Linked DNA regions of Mus musculus: region 2 is linked to region 1. The links are chromatin loops, found by intact Hi-C in ENCODE. Cell type or tissue: left cerebral cortex. All regions are shown on one strand. Links, peaks and the distances in the headings refer to the core of each region. The heading gives the core; the rest is flanking DNA.

Region 1 (9,868 bases), core at 4,674-7,173:
GCTGTCACTCTTTCCCAGGTAGTGGGCCTGAAATTCAAGCAGATAGTGGTTGGCTACTGTTAAGGCCTAGGTGAAAGGTTAAGTTTTAGGTAATGGTTGCCTGTCTGGTCTACCACTTTGTGCTGTTACTAATGTTACTAGGAAACTTTCTCATATGTTATTTCTGCTCTTCACTAGGAGGTTCTGTGCTTTGGTGTTCTTGGAAACCAATCACAACAGAAGTCACTTAGAACTGCTTTGTATAGTTAGCCACAGTAAGCTTGGACATGAACCAACCACCGGGCAGCACTTCCTGCACCTGGTTATGAGCTTTTATGGTCTTTGCTTTTATAAGTTGTCCCTGGGATGGACCCCCAACATAAGAGGGACCTCTGCACCAATAAAAGAATCTATATGGAATAAGACTTCCATTTTGAGTAGGGGTCAAGTAAAGTTTACCTCCCTGGGAACTGGCTTCCTACTTGGCAGAAAGAGACATGTATGTGGGTAACTGACATCCTGGTTGGTATGTTAAGACATGAATGTTAGACAAGGCAAGTTCCCTGCCACCACTGAATACCCCAACCAACTGAATCAGGATGCATGTACAACAAAGGCATGTTTCTAAGGAAACCACCATCCCTAAATCCTGATTGGTGGAATCACTTGGCACACATGATTGTAGATTTGGGACTTAAAAGCCCTGTAGGATCTTAACTTAAGGATGCAGTCCAGATCAAGGACGCAGTTCAGCTCCCGAGTCTGGGCTGCATCCCTGATGGATCAGTATTGGGATGTGATGTTCAATAAGCCATCCCTATTTGACCAAGATTGGTGTCTGAGTGGTTTGTGCGGTGATTCCCAGACCCCACCAGGTACGCTCAAAACAGCCATGCCGCTCTTACATCAGTGAGTCCGTCTTGCCTGACAGGTTGATATTGTAATATTCAAAGTTTATATTGGGTAAGACCACTGATCGTCCCCCTGGGTAAGTATCCCCATCACGTACATAGCGCTTTCCTGCACTATTAGCTTCTAAGGAGAAGCTTCCAGCTTTATTCTTTTGTGACCTATAATTGCATTGTGTGATGTTCTTGCATGCGCCCGACTGGCCAGGAAGAACGACGCTGCAACAGGACCCTTCCGCACACGTTTATTGGGAGAGCTTGATTACAGAGGCGAAGTGACCCCAAGCCCAGAACTGGTGCTGCTTATATAGGCCTAGGAGAGGTGTTCTCTCTCATCTGATTGGTTAACTTGTCTCTCATCTGATTGGTTAACTTGTCTCTCATCTGATTGTTTAACTTTGGTTAATTCTCAAAACCTCATCTTGGCAAAAGAACCTTTACTGCCTATGTATGTGTGGTGGCCAGCAGTAGCCAACTGCCACTCTGCAACTGCCACTCTGCAACTGCCACTCTGCAACTGCCACTCTGTAACTGCCACTCTGCAACGGCTTCCCACATGATGTCTTCAGCAATAAGGTAAACCATCTATATTTTAACACTCACTTTTTATTTTGTGTTTCTGAGTGTTTTGTCTATATATATATATGCATGCCTCATGCATGCCTGGTGTTATAGAAGCAAAATGTGGGTACCCTAGCCCTTGGAACTGGAACTACAGATGGTTCTGAGCTGCCATGTATGTGCTGGGAACTGAACCCAGGTCCTCTGCAAGAGCAGGTAGCACTCTTAATCGCTGAGTCATCTCTCCAGCCCCCCAGTTATATTTTAACTGTTTCTCATCTGTTCATGTTCCTACTTTGCTCCTAGGTAGATGATTTTGAATCTACCACATTAAGCTCCCCTCCTTGAAGAGCCTCCTGGTTCGGGCATTTGGCTCAGGGCAGCCACCACTTCCTCTATGTTCTCACTGTTGACTATGCAGGACTTGAAGCCAGTCTAGTTGGGGCCTTTGTGGGTGGGCTGATGCAAGTTCCTTCCTGTTCTCTGGCCGTCGCCATCTTTACCTTCGTGCTAACACTGACTCCTCCTAGTTCCCAGGAAGCACACAGCACACCGTCATCACACTCAGCCCCAGTGGCTTCCAAGGAAGAGATGAACCGTCTCTTCTAAAACATTCCATGAGGCACTCTTTCCACATCTCCCTTGAACTGTTGTGGCCTGGTTCAGACTCATAGGGTCACCTTTAAACAAACCAATGATAAGATGAGTGTGAGCACCTCGCAACCAGGTGCAGAATCCTCTGCCAGTTCACTGTGGGTGTGGCAGTTGGGCAGGAGGCTTCTGAGCAAGCTTTGCTGGAACTCTGCTCTGCTCTTGGACCTTTCACATATTGCCCCTTAGTGTGTGTGGGCACAGCAGCCCCTCACTCTCTCATCCTGTCTCAACAGGGACCCATCATGAGAGCCCAGGGTTCACACTAAAGCATCCCTCTCCTGCATAAAACTGATATTTTGCAGATGGCATTTTTTGTGTGTGAGTGTGAGTTTTCTGTGGGATGCAGTCTTGGAAATTTGACCTTTCAGCTCAGCCTCTCAGCTCAGTCTCCAGGACAAGGTAATGTTTCTCTCTTCAACAAAAGGTTCTATGAGGGAACTGATTCTTCATAGAGGAAGCCTAGATGATCACTGCTTTCCAGATGCGTGTGACAAATCCAGTAGCTATATTCCTGCCAATGTATTAATAATCCATCAATAAATAACTAAATAACTAACAAAAGAAGGAAGGAAAAAAGGAAGGAAGGGAGGAAGGAAGGAAGGAAGGAGGGAGGGAGGGAGGAATATTGTATTATTTGGCTGCCAATTTATCCCTTAAAACTATTCATCAGGGAACAGGCATTTCTCCAGTGTTAACTCGGGTCCCCTCTCTGACTCTGGGGAGGATACATCTTAATCTCAGGGTATCCTCAGGTGGCATCAGCCAAAGGAAGATAGAGTGCTGCTGGCATAGGGTTAGAAGGAAGTGACAGAAATCCCACCAGTCACAGCTTAAAGTCCCTGTCAAAAGGTCCCTGTGTACAGCTGTGGCACCCAGTGTGACCCCTTGACAAAGCTGTTTGGCTGGACCTCCACCTTGGATATTACTCTTTTTAACTTTATGTCTTTATTTTGTGTATATGGATATTTTGCCTGCATGTATGTATGTGTACCATGTATGTGCCTGGGGTCCACGTAGGTCAGAATAGGGTATCAGACCCCTGAACCTGGAGTTACAGATAGCCGTGAACCACCATGTGAGTTCTGGGAATTAACCCAGGTCCTCCGAAAGAGCAGCCAGTGCTCTTAACCACTGAGCCATCTCTCCAGCCCTTTGGACATTAATCTTATCCATCAGTCACTGGGCCACTTACCTGGGTTATCAGAGATGCAGCAAGATGCCACATGTCATAGATTCAATTATGTAGGAGAGAGGACACTCTGATGTGTCTTTCTAGGACTCATTTAGTGATGTGCCTGTGTCGAGAGCCATTGTCTGCTTCCTACAATAACTAGTGCTGGAAATTTCCCAACATATAGACTTGCCAGGATAACAGAAAGTCAACACTGCCCTTCTTCCGACTCTGACACACAGAGACACCACAGGACACCTAAGAGCAGTGAATACCGTTTCATAGTTGACCCCACAGAGCAACTATGGGGAGAGAGGGTCCCACACAAAGTGTTCCCCACCCACCTAAAAAATATACGAAACCTTCGCCTTGAAGACCTTATGGAAGGACACTTTCCTGACCATAAAGAGGGGGCAGGCTAACCAGAGACAGTAGGAAGCTGTGACTGGAATCCAGGAGAATAGCATGCTTGGTGGAACATACACAGACAGCCATGTGCATTCTTCCTATCATGAAACCAAGATGTATTTCTATCCACTGCTTCTGCTTCTAGGACATCCTCCTGTCTATACCTCCCACCTCACAGTAGCAGTGTTAACATTACAGGCTTGCACCACTGCGTCCAGCTTTTTAACATGGCTTCTGGGGGTTAAACTCAAAACAGAGGCAAGCACTTTTACCCCTGAGTCAACTCGCACCCTCCAGGCTTTTTATAGTTCATTTCTACAGAAGCACGTGAGCACTCTTCTTTGTGGCAGCCACCACCAGAAGTTCGTTGTTGGGGACAAGCAGTGGGAGGAAGAAGGAGAAGCCCGGGAGCAGAAAACTTGTTTATGTCCTCACTTCCCCATCCCCAGGGCTATGGCACCAGCCGGGGTCTTGCAGATAGTTGATAAACACAAGCTAAATACAGGAAGGAGGGATGGGGAAAGATGGGCATGATAGAGAATGGGAGAAAAGGCACGTTAACTAAGATGTTTGTTTATTGTTTGTTTGTTTGTTTGTTCATTGAGATAGGGCTTCACTCTTTAGTCCTGGCTGGCCTCAAACTTGCAGCAATCCTCCTGTCTCAACTTCCAAAGTGTTAGGAGGGCAGATTCACAGGGGTGAGTCTTTGCTAATTATAGCTAACTATAATTAAGTCAGCAGCATAGAGAGAAAGTTTCAAAGATGTAAGAATGGTGTTCTAGGTCTCTCAGAGTGCGGCGTGGCTCAGCTTTTCTTTAATTATTTCCAGGCACTGAAGCTTATTTCTTTTACTTTATTTTATGTGTCTGACTGTTTGCCTGCGTGAATGTCTGTCGCCACACTGTGCAGCACCCACAGAGGGCAGAAGAGGGTGTCAGCTCCCCTGGGACTGGAGTTACAGGCGGTTGTGAGTCTCCATGTGGATGCTCTTAGTAACTGGCTGTGTCTCTAGCCTCTTCTCCATTTTTTTTCTACAATGATTATTCCTCAATCGTTCCCAACATTAAAAATACATTCCCAGCGCCTTCAAAATTATTTACAAACAAAAATCCAAGCAGGTTCACGCCTCCCCAGTTGTTCTCAGCACTCCCCACTTTCTGACTTCTGAGGGTCATGCACACTCCTCCTCCGTGGACATACAAACATCACATCTTTTCTTCGGTCACTGGTCTCTTCTATTTATGAGACTCTGTTCACCATTTGAGAGTTACTTTCAGGAAGCCACCATGGTGCCTGCTCACCTCTACCTCAGCAGGAGGCCTGTCCCCCCTGCTCACTGGCTCCTCAGCTCAACGTGTAGCCAAGAATAAGTTTGAACTCCTGATCCCAAGTCCTGAGATTACAAGCATGTGCCACCACACCCAGCACCTGGCTGGCTTTATCCTTGCAGTTGAAGGTATTTCTTCATACAGTGTTGACATCTGAGCATAGCTGATCTCCAGGTCCCTTTGAGACTCTGTCTCCATTTAAAACTAAGACCTATGTATTGGTGGGAAGAAGGAAGAGATGGATGGAAGGAAAGAGGAAGGGAAGTCATTTATATAAATAGGATGTTTGGGGGGGTCAATGATCCTTCTTGGTGCCCCCACTAAACTGTGTCCATGGATTCTGCCATTCCCATTCCTCACTTTTCTGCCCAGGCAGTCGAGAACTCTGGGTTTGACAGTTTCTTGGGTTTCAGAAGTACATTGTGGGCTCTGCTGAGCTGCGTGGTCCATATTTGTAGGGTCTAATCCAAAGGAAGCTTGGGCAGGCAGCAAGGAAACTGCACGTGAGTGAGTCCAGGTCTGGAAGAGAGTCTGGGTGACAACAAGGACCAATGGCTGGGACACTGGGCATTGCGTGTGACAAGGACCAATGTGGGGCCTCTGGGCATTGTGTTCCAGGCCTAATACTTAGATAGCCTTAAATAATAGAGTTCTTCCTTAGTCCGTAGGAAGCCCTAGCTTCTATCCCCAGCACCAGTTAAAACTGGGTATGATGGCACACACCTGTAATCCCAGCACTTGAAAGGTGGAGGCAGGAGGATGAGGAGTTCAAAGCCATCCTTTGCTACCTGGAAAGTTTGAGGCCAGCCTGGGGTACATGAGATATTAAAATAAAATAAGATAAAATAAAATAAAATATCTGTGCATCTTCTTGCCTCACTGTCTATCACTCTGTCCCCCATTTTTCTATACCCACCACAGGGACAGTGACTGACCTTCCCTTGGGCAGGCTGCAATCAATGGAAAACGTCAAGAATCAGGATGAGATAACAGAGCACAGCACAGGAAACGCGCGATCAGGAAGTTTCGGGTTCTCTTTCCACATCAAGGGGAGGGCAGGGGAGTGGAGTGCCAGGCAAGGGTTGTTGTCCTTCCTCTTAATTCAAGCTCTTCCCCTTCACAGTCGCAAGACACAGAAAATGCAAAATTCTCTGTCCCGGCTGGACAGCTAGAGCAAGACATGTGCGATTCTAGCAGTGGCCACAGGGTGGAGACATTGGCTGTCCAATCCCTCAGTTATGCTCCAAGGTGGAATCAGCTCCCAAAACCACTGGGGCAGCCCGGTGTCTTAGTTAGGGTTTTACTGCTGTGAACAGACCATGACCAAGGCAAGTCTTATAAGGACAACATTTAATTGGGGCTGGCTTACAGGTTCAGAGGTTCAGTCCATTATCATCAAGGCATGACCACGGCAGCATCCAGGCAGGCATGGTGCAGGAGGAGCTGAGAGTTCTCCATCTTCATCTGAAGGCTGCTAGCAGAAGGCTGGCTTCCGGGCAGCTAGGAGGAGGGTCTTAAAGCTCATGCCCACAGTGACACACCTGCTCCAACAAGGCCACACCTTCTAATAGTGCCACTGCAGGGGCTGAGCATATATAAACCATCACACTCAGTGAGTGCAAAGTCAGCCAAAAAGGCAGTGTGTTCCTCAGACCATTTCCTTCTCCCTTCCTTCCTTCCTTCCTTCCTTCCTTCCTTCCTTCCTTCCTTCCTCCCTCCCTCCCTCCCTCCCTCCCTCCCTCCCTCCCTCCCTCCCCTTGGACAGGTCTGTTAATATACTCTAGTCTGACCTTGAACTTGCCATCCTGCCTTGAGGTTATGGTTTAAAACTTTAGGTCTTTGCAATAATTTTGGACAGATGGATTAGGACTAACTTAACATACATTCCATCAGATTCTGTCGGTGAGCATAATTAATTAATATTAATTAATTTTTTTAAGGAGAGGGGGCTTTGCAACTGCTCTTCCTGTAGTCTTACCCACCACTGAGCCTGTTTCAGGGAGTCCTGAATTTAGCTAAGAATTTAAAGGGGTGGGCGTGTAGCTCAGTGGTAGAACACTTACCCAGCATAGTCATGCAGTGGATTATTATGGTATGGTGCTGCCATTCTTACATGAGAATGTAGAATGATCTCTGAGGTAGTTGTGGCCTGAAACACTGAGGGGTGGGAAAGGGGGGCTCAGAATGGGAAGCCCAGCATCCACGTGGCCGAGGGAGCAGGAACATGAGGACCACATCTACGTGAATATGTGCAAAATGGCCGGGTAGAGTCACAAGCCACAGAACCACATCTAGTCAACGACAGACCACATATGTGATGTTGGATCTCAAAGAATGTCATGAGATGACAATTATTCCCTCGTGACGCCGGAGCTGCCTAACATTGTCGCTGAAACCATTACTTGCGGGTGTATAGTGTGGTATAAATAAACACACCTACAGCTTTGCCAGGAATATAAAACTATAGTGTGGGGGGTGGGGGTGTTGGAGACAGGCCTCTGTTGTGAGAGTGTTTGCCTAGCATGCTCCAAGTCCTGTCCACAAACTCATTTCTCAGAGCCTGTCCTCACTGTTGAGTGACATAGCATTGAATCTTTCCATATTTTGAAGGTCCTCTCTCAAACTCACTTTAAAACTGTTTTTATTGTTTAGTTTGTTTTCAGAGACACAGACTCACTCTGTAGCCTACACCTCACTATGTAGCCCAGGATAACCTCAGACCCTCTGAGGTTCTTCTGTCTGGGATCACAGGTGTGAGCCACCACAGAGGGACTCAGGGATGAATTTAATTGACACTGTGATGGCATTGAAAGGAGGACATCTACAAGCTGACAGCCGAACCTTCAATTCACAGGCCTTGAGGACACTCGACTTCTCTCTGAGGGCTTGTCTTCTCATGGCTGAGCCAAGTCCTCCCTGGGGCCCACCTTGTTCAGGGGCTGCCTATGACACCACTGCCCATGGGACTCCATCTCTAGCTGGGCCCATTGACCAGCAGCCGTTCTACTCAAGCTCAGAGCTCGTAGTTGCAGTCGCTGGTCATAGTGTCTTTTATTTCTTTATTTTTCACTTGTTCACTTTACATCCAGCTCATTGCCTCCTCTCCGTCACCCCCTCCCACAATCCTTCTACCCATCACCATCTCCTTCTCCTCTGAGTGGGTGGGGCCCCCAGGTATCTCCCCACCCTGGCATCCTCTCCCACTGAAACCAGACAAGGCAGCCCAGCTAGAAGAACATATCTCACATACAGGCAAAAGCTTTTGGGTTAGGGCCCCCCTGCCCCGGCTCCAGTTGTTTGGGGCCTACATGAAGACCAAAGTGCATATATGCTACATATGTGTGGGGAGGCCTAGGCCCAGCCTGTGTATGTTCTTTGGTTGGTGTTTCAGTCTCTGAGAGCCCCAAGAGTCTATACTCGTGGGTAGGTAGGATTAACCTAAGCCCATCTTACCAGAAGCAATCTACAAATTCAGTACAATCCCCAACACAATTCCAACACAATTTTATAAGCCTTTAAAGAGAAATTTTCAACTTCATATGGAAAAAAAACCCAAGATAACAAAAACAATTCTCAACAATAAAGGAACTTCTGAGGTAATCACCATCCCTGATTTCAAGCTGTACTATAGAGCAATAATGATTAAAAAAAACCTGCATGGAAGCCGGGCATGGTGGCGCACGCCTTTAATCCCAGCACTTGGGAGGCAGAGGCAGGTGGATTTCTGAGTTCGAGGCCAGCCTGGTCTACAAAGTGAGTTCCAGGGCTGTACAGAGAAACCCTGTCTCGAAAAAACAACAACAACAAAAAAAAACAAAAACAAAACTTTGGGCTGGTGAGATGGCTCAGTGGGTAAGAGCACCCGATTGCTCTTCTGAAGGTCCAGAGTTCAAATCCCAGCAACCACATGGTGGCTCACAACCATCCTTAGCGAGATCTGACTCCCTCTTCTGGTGTGTCTGAAGACAGCTACAGTGTACTTACATAGAATAAATAAATAAATAAATCTAAAAAAAAAAAAAAAAAAAACCTGCATGGAATTGATACAGAGACAGACACACTGATCAATGGAATTGAATCTAGGAACCAGAAATAAACCTACACACCTATAGACACTTGATTATTGATAAAGACGCCAAAACCATTCAATAGGTTATAGTGTCTTAAAGCAACACAGACCTTACATCTCTGGATCAAAATTCTTTTTTTTTTTTTCCATTTTTTATTAGGTATTTAACTCATTTACATTTCCAATGCTATACCAAAAGTCCCCCATATCCACCCACCCCCACTCCCCTGCCCACCCACTCCCCCTTTTTGGCCCTGGTATTCCCCTGTACTGGGGCATATAAAGTTTGCAAGTCCAATGGGCCTCTCTTTCCAGTGATGGCCGACTAGGCCATCTTTTGATATATATTGGATCAAAATTCTTAAATCAAGATGTTGATAGGCTGTTCCTCCTTCTGCCTCTAGGGGGCGTCCCCTCACCTACCTTTTCTCATTGCCAGGGGTCCCCTGAACTCCTTGGCTCATGGTCCGTATGTCCATCTTCAGAGCCAGTGTACTATCTTCACAACTCCTTCATTCTTCTCAGTAACAGCTAGCACAGGCTCTCTTCACATTCTTACATATAGCTGAAAATACCTTGATAATTCAGACTCACTTTACACACACACACACACACACACACACAGAGTCTCACACAAAATCCACATGCCATCACCTAGGTAAAGTGCCTTTTTTTTAAACTGGCAAAGAATTTTATTAACCTTTTCCAAACTTTATTCCCACCCAGGCTTCTTCAGCTTAATTTGCTGCAAAGAATGAACTAGGTATAAGCGAAAACTAAAAAGAGCTGC
Region 2 (9,868 bases), core at 3,859-6,358, 120 kb after region 1:
GAAGCCAGTTCTTTTATAGCAAGCCAGGCTCATACCTGGCTGTTGCTAGGGAAATGTTGGGCGGAGCCTAGCAGAAACGCTAATACAGGGTGCATGGACATACATGTAGGCAAAGATCCATACATATAAATAAGAAAAAAAATTTTTTTCATTGCCTTGGAGTCTTCAAGGTGAAGATGTAGCTTTCTAGACAGAAAATGCTATAATTCAGGGATGTGTGGATTCCAGGACCCTTCATACCCCACAGGAGATGTCATGCTTGTCCTAGCATTGAGCTACACAAAACAAGAACTGGGATCTGCAAGATCTATAACCATGGGGACAGCAATGTCAACACTGACATGCCAGGGAATAGCAGTACCTGACTGGGCATAGGTGGTGGCAGAGTTAGGGCTACCATGTCATCAGTAGGTACATATCCTGTGTAGAACTATTACATGTTTTTGTTTTAATCCCAGGTGTGGGATATGAGGCTGTTTCAGATTGTTCATATCAGCTGACTATGATTTGCCTCGTGCTCTAGCAGAGGCATGAATTTGCCAGCAGCAGATAGTTTCTGCAATTGTGTGATGTTTGGGATTCTGAGGACTTTTCAGAAAAGCTAGGGCTGGGGCTGGAGAGATGGCTCAGCGGTTAAGAGCATTGACTGCTCTTCTGAAGGTCCCGAGTTCAATTCCAGGCAACCACATGATGGCTCACAACCATCCGTAATGAGATCTGGCGCCCTCTTCTGGAGTGTCTAAAGACAGCTACAGTGTACTTACATATAATAAATAAATAAATCTTAAAAAAAAAAAAAAAAAAGCTAGAGCCCTGAGAGGTAGAGAGTTGCTGGTGGATGTTGTTCTTGGTGTGTTCAGTAGTTGTGTACAAAGAAGAAACAACAAGAAGAAGTTAGATATCCTGACAGCAAAGATCAAACTTACCCCAAGGAACTTGATGCCACTAATCAACAGGAAGTAGTCTAACAATTATGTTGCCCCTCTCTAATCTTTGACTTTGTTCATGGATCTCTTTCCTCTATCCTTTTTTCTCTCTTATCTGGTGTTGGGTGAGGGTTTCAAAGGGTAGAAGAAACAAGAATCCACAAAGTAGCCAAATCCAGCTACAATGTTTCCTGTTCTTGGAGAGGGGAGTTTCTTCTTACATTGTATCTATGTCAGTGGCCAGGATGGGCCATTGATAGCCCAAAGGAAGGGACTGTGCCCATAGGCATGCAGCTAATGACCTGGCTGTGAAAGATGTTGTCATCCAACAGCAACATGCCTTGATCTTCCTGGTCCTCAACATCTTTTGCTATCACCAGTTCATCCATCCAGCACTACCTGGAGGAAGCATCCATGGGCCCAATATCTGCTTGTCCCTCCATTGCTCATCCTTAACTTATGGCAGGCCCATTTAGCTAACTGTCTACCTTTTTTTTTTTTAAGATTTATTTTATTATTAATATATGTAAGTACACTGTAGCTGTCTTCAGACACTCCAGAAGAGGGAGTCAGATCTTGTTACAGATGGTTGTGAGCCACCATGTGGTTGCTGGGATTTGAACTCTGGACCTTCGGAAGAGCAGTCGGGTGCTCTTACCCACTGAGCCATCTCACCAGCCCAACTGCCTACCTTTTGTTAACACATGAGGAGACAAGGACCATAGAAGATCAGCATGTTGGTAGGCGTCACAGATGTAGCTGTTGGGATTTGAATTCAGGTGCATTCCTCCTGTTGTCTCCCCCAGGACTGTTCTATTTCACTCCTTCACACAATGTTCTTGGGAATAGAGGCCACTGTAAGCTGCAGCTCCATGGGAGAGAGGTCTGTGGATCAGGTGGCCGGCTGTGTTGGATGGGGAAGGGCGTGATCAGGGGTGAACAGGAGAGAAGTGGTGCCACTGTGAGCCATCCACAGCATATGAGCAACTTTAGGGTGATCCTCTACCATTTTGAGCCCAATCTCTTATAGCCTAGGCTGGCCCTGAGCTCTCTGTATAGCAGAGGCTGACCCTGAATTCCTGCTCCTCCTGCTTCTGTCTCACCAGATCTTTCTTTAATCTTTAGTGGGTCCACTGGGTGTATTGAGCCTGGAACCAATTCCCCAGCGAAGTGAGCCTTTCATGACTGGTCAGAAGACTTTATGAGTGTAAGGAGGCTGCTAGGTAGGGGCAGGCTGGGCCTTAGGTCCACCTCTCCTCCATGTTCCCTCAGGGTCAGTGTCTAGCGTCTGCTCTTTGCCTTTGTGATTCAGAAACTCTCCCTTCCTACCCATGACTATGGAAGTTTACAGTTGCTTCTAGACCCTCTTGAGATACCTTGTTACATGGAGATCGTTTATTGGGGTTGACCTAGCTTCCAAGAAGAGCTACCCTGAGTATATGGACATTTATGCCCATGCTGTGCCTGTCCTTGCTGAGCATAAACAAGTTCCTTAGACAGTGCATACACACCCTGGGCAGGAAGTCACAGTCCGCTGGCTCCTCTCTGGGGACTGTTCTTGCTTGCAAGATCTTTAGACTTGTGCTCAAGGAGTGATAGAGCTTCTAGACCATGGGGTGGTGGGATGGATGGCAGGGAATAAAATGTGGTATTGTCCTTGTGTCACCTTGAAGACTGTGCAGGCTGAGAGCACTCTTCTGTACATATCCGGTCTCAAGACACCCCCTACCACAGATATGTATAAATATATAGCACACACATGCACACATATAGCACACGCTTGCACACACTGTAGCAATGGGAACTTTATTCAGCAAGTCAGTTTTTAAATCATTAGAAGAGAGGCAGGGATGAGGGAAGTTGGAATCATGGGAAGAGTCTGTCAGAGATGGGGAGTGGGAGGTCTTCTTGGTAGCCTGGGACCTCCTGGTCCATCACACTTGAAATGTCAATCATAGATCATAATTCTGAGTATCTATAACAATCTGTTGGTTTGCTTAGGAAACAGAATGTTCAGTCCTGCCCTTGGGAATTCTAGGTCCTTAGAGGAACATGGGAGATGCCAGTGCAGGTAGACCAGGCATCAAGAGAGTCTAATGGGGGTCTCCAAGAACGGGGCTGACGCACGCTTACTGAGCAACAATCATTCCTGTTGATGGGCATTGTGCCTGGGAGTGACACTGCCTCATTGGCTGGACAGCCCTGTCCCACATAGGCTCTGTCTGCCTCAATTGAACCTAGGTGTTGTACAGTTTAAGGGACGGGTAGACGGACAGCCACTGGAGGGACCATGGTGCCTCTGAACAAGGAAGAGCAGGCGTGAGAGTTCAGTCAGCTGGGAGGCGTTTCTGCTAAGCCGGACAGCTGATTCTGCCAACCCAGACAACATTGGTGCCAGACCCAGTTTTTGCTTTCTCTGTGGCTCCAGGAGGAGGTGACGCTGTTGGGTCTTTGCACCGGAAAGAGATGGAACTCAATGCATGAAGCTAGCTCCTGGGATCCAAAGAGCCAGGGCAAGAAGTTCCAGCCCATCTCCAGAGCAGGGTCTGGCCTCTGAGAAACCCAGATTTCCCAGGATCCTCTGACTTCCATGTTTCAGCCTTAAGGGGGTCCCTCTCGTAAGGAAGTGGGAAAAAATTCCTGTTGATTCTATGTAAAGGTGAGGTCTCAACACACACATGCATACACACACACACACACACACACACATATGCACCACAATGCCCCCTACGTGTGTACACATACACACGTACACACGTGTATACACACATGCACACATACACACAAATGCAAAGACACATGCATATAAACACATGTACACACAGACATATGCATCACCCACACAGACATGAACACACATATACAGGACTCCACAGCCCACCCTCCCCTTCTCCATTGCCTTTGTTTTAGGACAGTTCTCTGTACTATCTAGCTGAGACTGCAATCTAGCTCCCTGCCTCAATTTCCCTACACATGGACTATGGTGCTAGGTTTGTTACACGCCTTCTTGGAACTTTGGGAAGGGAAAGGCTGGAATTTAGGTAGAAGCTGGTGGAAGGCACCTTCCAGGGAGGGGAACCTTGAAATGATGGGCCATGCATAGGCTTGAACTAAAGACTTGGGCTGTCTTGGTAGAGAAACAGGCTGTGTTCCTAGAGCAAGGGCCATAGTACAGTGTCCCTGGTGTGAGATAGTCGGTCCCTCTGTAGCTTTTCTAAAGGCCTGTCACCCTCCCCAGAGCATGACGGGAACTTTCTGAAACAAACGGCATGAGAATAATTCTCATTACCCCATACCCCTATTAAAGGTCCTTATCCTCCCCTCTGGATGACTGGCCCACCCTAAAATGGGGGTGGGGGAGGAATAGAGCCCTGAGCCAGCTCTTCCCTGCCTCTTCCAGGCTCTCCCTTTGTAGCCAGCTCACCAGGACACTGCCAAGTATGCTCTGTGCCAGGATGGAGGCTGGGCCTGGGGGCTGGGGCCCTAAGGGTTGGTGACTGCCAGGGGTCCTGAAGCCCTTTGCTTGCCCTTCAGAGAGCTTAAAACTTCCCGGGAGAGGAACAGCTAGCTTTGCTGGGTTGTCTGAAGAGGTGGGGGAGGAGGGTGTCCGGATCTGTTCCCCTTGGGGGCCCAGGCCAACACAATAGCCCCTGGGGCTGCCACACTCTGGCTTAAGTAGTTGCCTAGGCAACAGCAGGGACCAGCTTCAACCAATCCATGGCAGAGACTGGTAGGGGGAGGGAGGTTAGGAGGGAAGCGGGTACTGTCCCCTTGCTGGATCCTATATAAGGAGGAGGGATGGGATCGGAGTGCTCTGGACTTGACTGTCCCTCCAGTGGACTTAGGGACAGAGCACAAAGATGCTTAGAAAAGGTTCCTGCAAGCCTGGGTCCTGGGGCAGCTTCTGGGCTATTCTGGCCTTGGTGGGACTGGTCACTCGTGCAGGTGAGTGGAAAGTACGGGGATCAGGTGCCTGGTAAGGAAAAAGGTAAGGGTTGGGGGCAGGAACTTCTGCTAGGAGCTACATAGAGCTGGCCAGGAGGTGGAGCCAGCCAGCCAGCCCCAGAGAACACGGAGAGACTGGACCTCTCCAAAGACAGAGAGAAAGGGGCACATAGCCTTCCAGGGAAAGAGGCTGGGCAGCAGGCAGGAGTCTTAATGACAAAAAGACCCTCTATTGTTCATTGTCTCCGACAGCTGGGTCCAGGCAGAGGCTGCAAGAGAACGCCATCAGCATTTAGGTCTTTCGGAGTGACAGCTGGGGAGGCGGGGCTAGGAGGCGGGGCTGGGAAATTCACCACCAGCAGCTGCTCCCTCTCTCCCCTGCTGGGTCTCCCTCTCCCACACACAGATGCTCACTCTTGTGAGCCTTCCTTTCAACGATCCACACATAGGCCCTGTGCCCACTCTGTGTGTGTGTGTGTGTGTGTGTGTACACAAGAGCTGCCTGCTGGTGCCCTTCTGCAATTGTCAGACTATTAACCGCCTGCTTTTCCCAGTTTGCAAGGCTCACTGCACTGCTCAGTCTAGGGGGGTGTCTTTTCTATAACTCAGCATGTGTCCCTATCTGACCCCAGAGCTGCCCTGAGAACACAAGAAACAGGCCTCCCTGGAAGGGAGATGCTAGCTTCAACACTGTTACCCCTGGAATCCTATTCCTTCACTGTTCACCCAAGTTACTTCATTGGGTCCCTTACTGTCTCACCGAGTAGGGCCGGGGCAGTGCTCCTCATTGTGGAGTGGTGATGCAATCCTGTAATCCCAGCACAAAGGATGGAGGAGGGAGAAGGATCAAGAGTTCAAGCCCAACCTCAGCTAATCATGAATTCAAGGCTAGCCTGAACTATAAGAGACCCCATCTCAAAAAACTAAAAAGAGAACAAACAAACAAACAAAGACAGAAAGAAACGCTATGCCTGCTGTCCCTGGCCCTGAGCTCCACCTGGTCATTCCCGCCCAGGTCTTTAGGGCTGGCTGTATTCCTTTGTCTCTGGCTGGTTCCAGGCTGCTCACTTGTGCATTTATTTATTTTTAAAATTGATTTGTGTGTGTGTGTGTGTGTGTGTGTGTGTGTGTGTGTGTGTGTGTGTGTGCTTAACACTTGATCTAGTACTGGCTATGGAGTCCAGGCTGGCCTTGAACTCCCCACCCTTTCCTGTGTGTATTTACTATGTGTCTGTTCTGCCCCCTTGAGCTTTCCTGAGTATGAGAACTGGGTTAGGTTCATTCAATGCCACATGGCAGCCACGTAAGTTCTCAGTACCCAAGGCTGTGCCACCTCTGACCGGTTTTGTCACCCTCCCCCTGGGGACCAAGTGCCATGGACATCAATAGGTTCACAGAAACATTAACTAGTCCACGACTTCTGCCTGACCCGAACATATTCTGCTAAGAACGTACCCCAAGTCTGCCTGGGGCCAACATGCTCACTCAGCATGAGCTAGCTTGTGGACACTCATGTAGGCTCCCCACCCTTCTCCCACACAGTGCCACCGTGCCACCAGTAGGTCCCTCTGCAGTCTTAGCTGGAAGCACCAGGCCGGGTGCCCTCTCAGGCTCTGCCATGTCCCTTCCTGCTGCAGCTCAGAGAGCCGATGTGGGTGGGGAGGCAGCAGGCACCGCCATCAACCACTCCCACATGCTGCTCCAGCGACTGCAGGACCTGCTGCGCCAGGGCAATGCCAGTGATGTCATCCTGCGGGTCCAGGCTGTGGGCACCGACGAGGTCCGAGCCTTCCACACCCATCGCCTGTTGCTGGGGCTGCACAGTGAGCTGTTCCGGGAGCTGCTGAGCAACCAGAGTGAGGTTATGCTGCGGGAGTCCCGGGACTGTGCTGCTGTCTTTGACAAGTTCATCAGGTACATAGGGGAAGGGCACCGTCCTGCATCCTGTCCTGCATCCTGTCCGTGGCTCCCTGTCTCTCCACCTTCAGGGGCGCAGAAGTCTGGCCTTACTGGTTATTATATCGACTTTCAAAAGTCCTAGCATGACATACAACACAGGCTTCCTTTATCCCTCCTTCCGATGCCCTCCCTGTTGTGGCCTGTGTCCCTTTCTGGCCTTTGGGAGTCCCTTCTGAGCTACTTCCAAACCCAGCCAAGAGCACTGATAGAATCAACAGATTCTTAGTTGGTCCCAAGTGTCTTCAATGGCCACAAGACTTTGAAACCACAGGGCTAAGGAGCAGAAAGGTCAACAGGCTCGGTCACCTCTCTCCTTCTTGCATAGGGAAAGACTGTAAAATGCTCTAAGGAGGTAACCCCGCTCTAAGGGCTCAGACAAGGTGGCTGCAGGATTCCAGACAACACCCCCAAGTTCCAGGCAACAGGAAGAGGGATAAAACAGAAGGGTTTCACATAGAGCCAAGCGGGGTGCTGTGTGCCAGTGGGACTGTCAGGAAGAATGAGGCAAGGGGGTGGGCAGCACTGTAAGAGAGCCAGGGACAGTAAAATGGCTGAGAGGGAGAGGGAATCCAGACAGCTGAAAAGCCTAAGCAAAGAGAAGCCGACAGGGAACAGGAAGTAGCCTGGGTTGCCTGTGTGCTGTGTAACGAGATTTTTTCTGAGCCTCTCACAGTGACAACATTCTGGAGGTGGGCTCTTCCCCTTTCTTAGGCATCTTGGGATTCCTAAATTAAAGGACTTGCCTTCTCTAGCAGCAAGGAGGAAGTCAGATAGGCATCTAAATCCAGACTGTGTGGATACCAAGGTTACTGGCGGCCTCTTATGGTTTGAGCTTAGAGTTAGCTATGAAGTAGATGCTTAGTAAATACATGTGATTTTCACAGCACCAGAAGCTAAAGATGTCTGAACAGGCCAGGAGGGAACTTAAGAAGAAAACATAGGAAGCCTCAAGGTCCATTCATCCTGTTTGTTTCTTACAAAAATGGCTGTGTCCCCTTTGGGTTCTGGGGAAACTTGCAAGGGTAGTGTGGGTGGCCTTGACAATACTCAGTCCCGCCGATCTTCCTATCTCTAATTTTTTAAATCATATTATTAGCATGTGTGTCTGTATGAGTGTATGCCACATGTAAATGGGTACCCTGCTCCAGCCAGAAGAAGGCTGGAGTTACAGATGGTTTCCAAGGCACCCAATGTGGACTCTGGAGCCCGAACTCTGGTGCTCTGGACAAGTGCTCTTAACTGCTGTGCCCTCTCAGCGGGCCCCTCTCCAATTCCCTTCCAGGTATTTGTACTGTGGTGAGCTGACTGTACTGCTGGCCCAGGCTATCCCGCTGCACAGGCTGGCCACCAAGTACCGAGTAGCATCCTTGCAGCGAGGCGTGGCCGACTACATGCGCGCACACCTGGCGGGAGGCGTGGGCCCCGCTGTGGGCTGGTACCACTACGCTGTTAGCACCGGGGATGAGGCTCTGCGCGAGAGCTGCCTGCAGTTCCTGGCTTGGAACCTTTCTGCCGTGGCGGGGAGCGCGGAGTGGGGAGCCGTGAGCCCCGAGTTGCTGGCGCAGCTCCTGCAGCGCTCGGACCTGGTGCTGCAGGATGAGCTGGAGCTGTTCCACGCGCTGGAGGCGTGGCTGGGCCGCGCGCGGCCGCCCCCCACCGTGGCCGAGCGAGCGCTGCGCGCCATCCGCTACCCGATGATTCCGCCTGCACAGCTTTTCCAGCTGCAGGCGCGCTCGGCCGCGCTGGCGCGCCACGGCCCGGCGGTGGCAGATCTCTTGCTGCAGGCTTACCAGTTCCACGCCGCCTCGCCGTTGCATTACGCCAAGTTTTTTCACGTGAACGGCAGCGCCTTTCTGCCGCGCAACTACCTCGCCCCAGCCTGGGGCGCCCCGTGGGTCATCAACAACCCGGCTCGCGACGATCGCAGCACCAGTTTCCAGACGCAGTTGGGACCCAGTGGTCATGACGCGGGTCGCCGGATTACCTGGAACGTGCTCTTCTCCCCGCGCTGGCTGCCCGTCAGCTTGCGGCCGGTCTACGCGGACGCCGCGGGCACCGCGCTGCCTGCCGCGCGCCCCGAGGACGGGAGGCCGCGACTAGTGGTCACGCCAGCTAGCAGCGGTGGCGATGCGGCGGGCGTGAGCTTCCAGAAGACAGTGCTGGTGGGTGCGCGCCATCAGGGCCGCCTCCTGGTGCGCCACGCCTACAGCTTCCATCAAAGCAGCGAAGAAGCTGGCGACTTCCTGGCCCACGCAGATCTGCAGAGGCGCAACTCGGAATACCTGGTGGAGAATGCGCTGCATCTCCATCTCATTGTCAAGCCGGTGTACCACACCCTCATCCGGACTCCCAGTTAACCTCTGGATTGAGAAATAAGGCTAGGCCTGGATGGCGCACCAGGGTGTCAAAGTGACTGTTGGCCCGGGCCTTGGGTGATCAGGTGCAGCCGGTTGGGACTAGGGTGGAAGGCAGGTGAATGTGGTAGACAAAATGGCTGTGGTTTCAGGAGTGCCTTCTCCAGCTAATTTGAAGGCAGCATTCTTGGTACAGAATAAACCGATGCTCAGAGGGGCCAGGTACTGAAGCAACTCCCGGGTCTCAAAAAATGTCTGGGGTTCACATACCCTCCACTAGCTCCTCCCTGCCAGACACCCCACCTGGACATCAATTAGGGCGGGGAAGATTGATTGCCAGGGCTTTGGTCCTGGCAATCTCCCTCTTGGATAGGAACTTCCACATTTGAGCCGAGGTGCTCTCTGAGCTGCAGTCTCCAGGGGGCAGCAGCCCCTGTGGCTTGTGGGACATTCTGCCACTGCCCTTCAAGTCCCTGGCCTTAGTGAAGGGTCCAGGGTAGTGGAAAGGTCTTGAGAGAGGGCGGAAAACTAGACCTAGCTCTAGCCCCATTTTTTTCTGGAGAGGGAGAGTCTTGGCAACTTGAAGAAAAAACATTCCCCAGTTGTGTGTAGGTTTGGGCCATGGGAGATGAGGCTCTGGGAGAGAAAGGGCCAGGATCTGGACCAGTCTGAGTCCCCACGCTG

The links. Peaks named below come from ENCODE experiments on the same cell type or tissue, not always from the same donor. Only the 100,000 strongest peaks of a DNase experiment are listed, where the experiment ranks them.
Region 2: it touches region 1 in a loop (2.3-fold over the local background); 2 of 42 quality-filtered maps call a loop at or near these places.

The regions. Positions count from the first base shown.
Region 1 is chr11:114,909,348-114,919,215 of GRCm38, reverse strand. No RefSeq gene overlaps it. Among named protein-coding and RNA genes, the nearest start is that of Cd300lb, 20 kb to the left of the region's middle. In left cerebral cortex, for the core only: a CTCF peak has its summit at 6,203 (motif pointing right); a DNase peak (open chromatin) is centred at 6,204.
Region 2 is chr11:114,790,767-114,800,634 of GRCm38, reverse strand. It overlaps Btbd17 (BTB (POZ) domain containing 17), which reads left to right and starts at 4,743. Exons shown (of 3, transcript NM_028055.4): 1 at 4,743-4,871; 2 at 6,509-6,785; 3 at 8,113-9,868. The coding sequence starts at 4,787. The coding sequence ends at 9,187. It also overlaps a transcript of Kif19a not described here and a transcript of Gpr142 not described here. In left cerebral cortex, for the core only: a CTCF peak has its summit at 4,968 (motif pointing right); DNase peaks (open chromatin) are centred at 4,546 and 5,280; H3K4me3 peaks cover 1,184 bases; H3K27ac peaks cover 1,630 bases.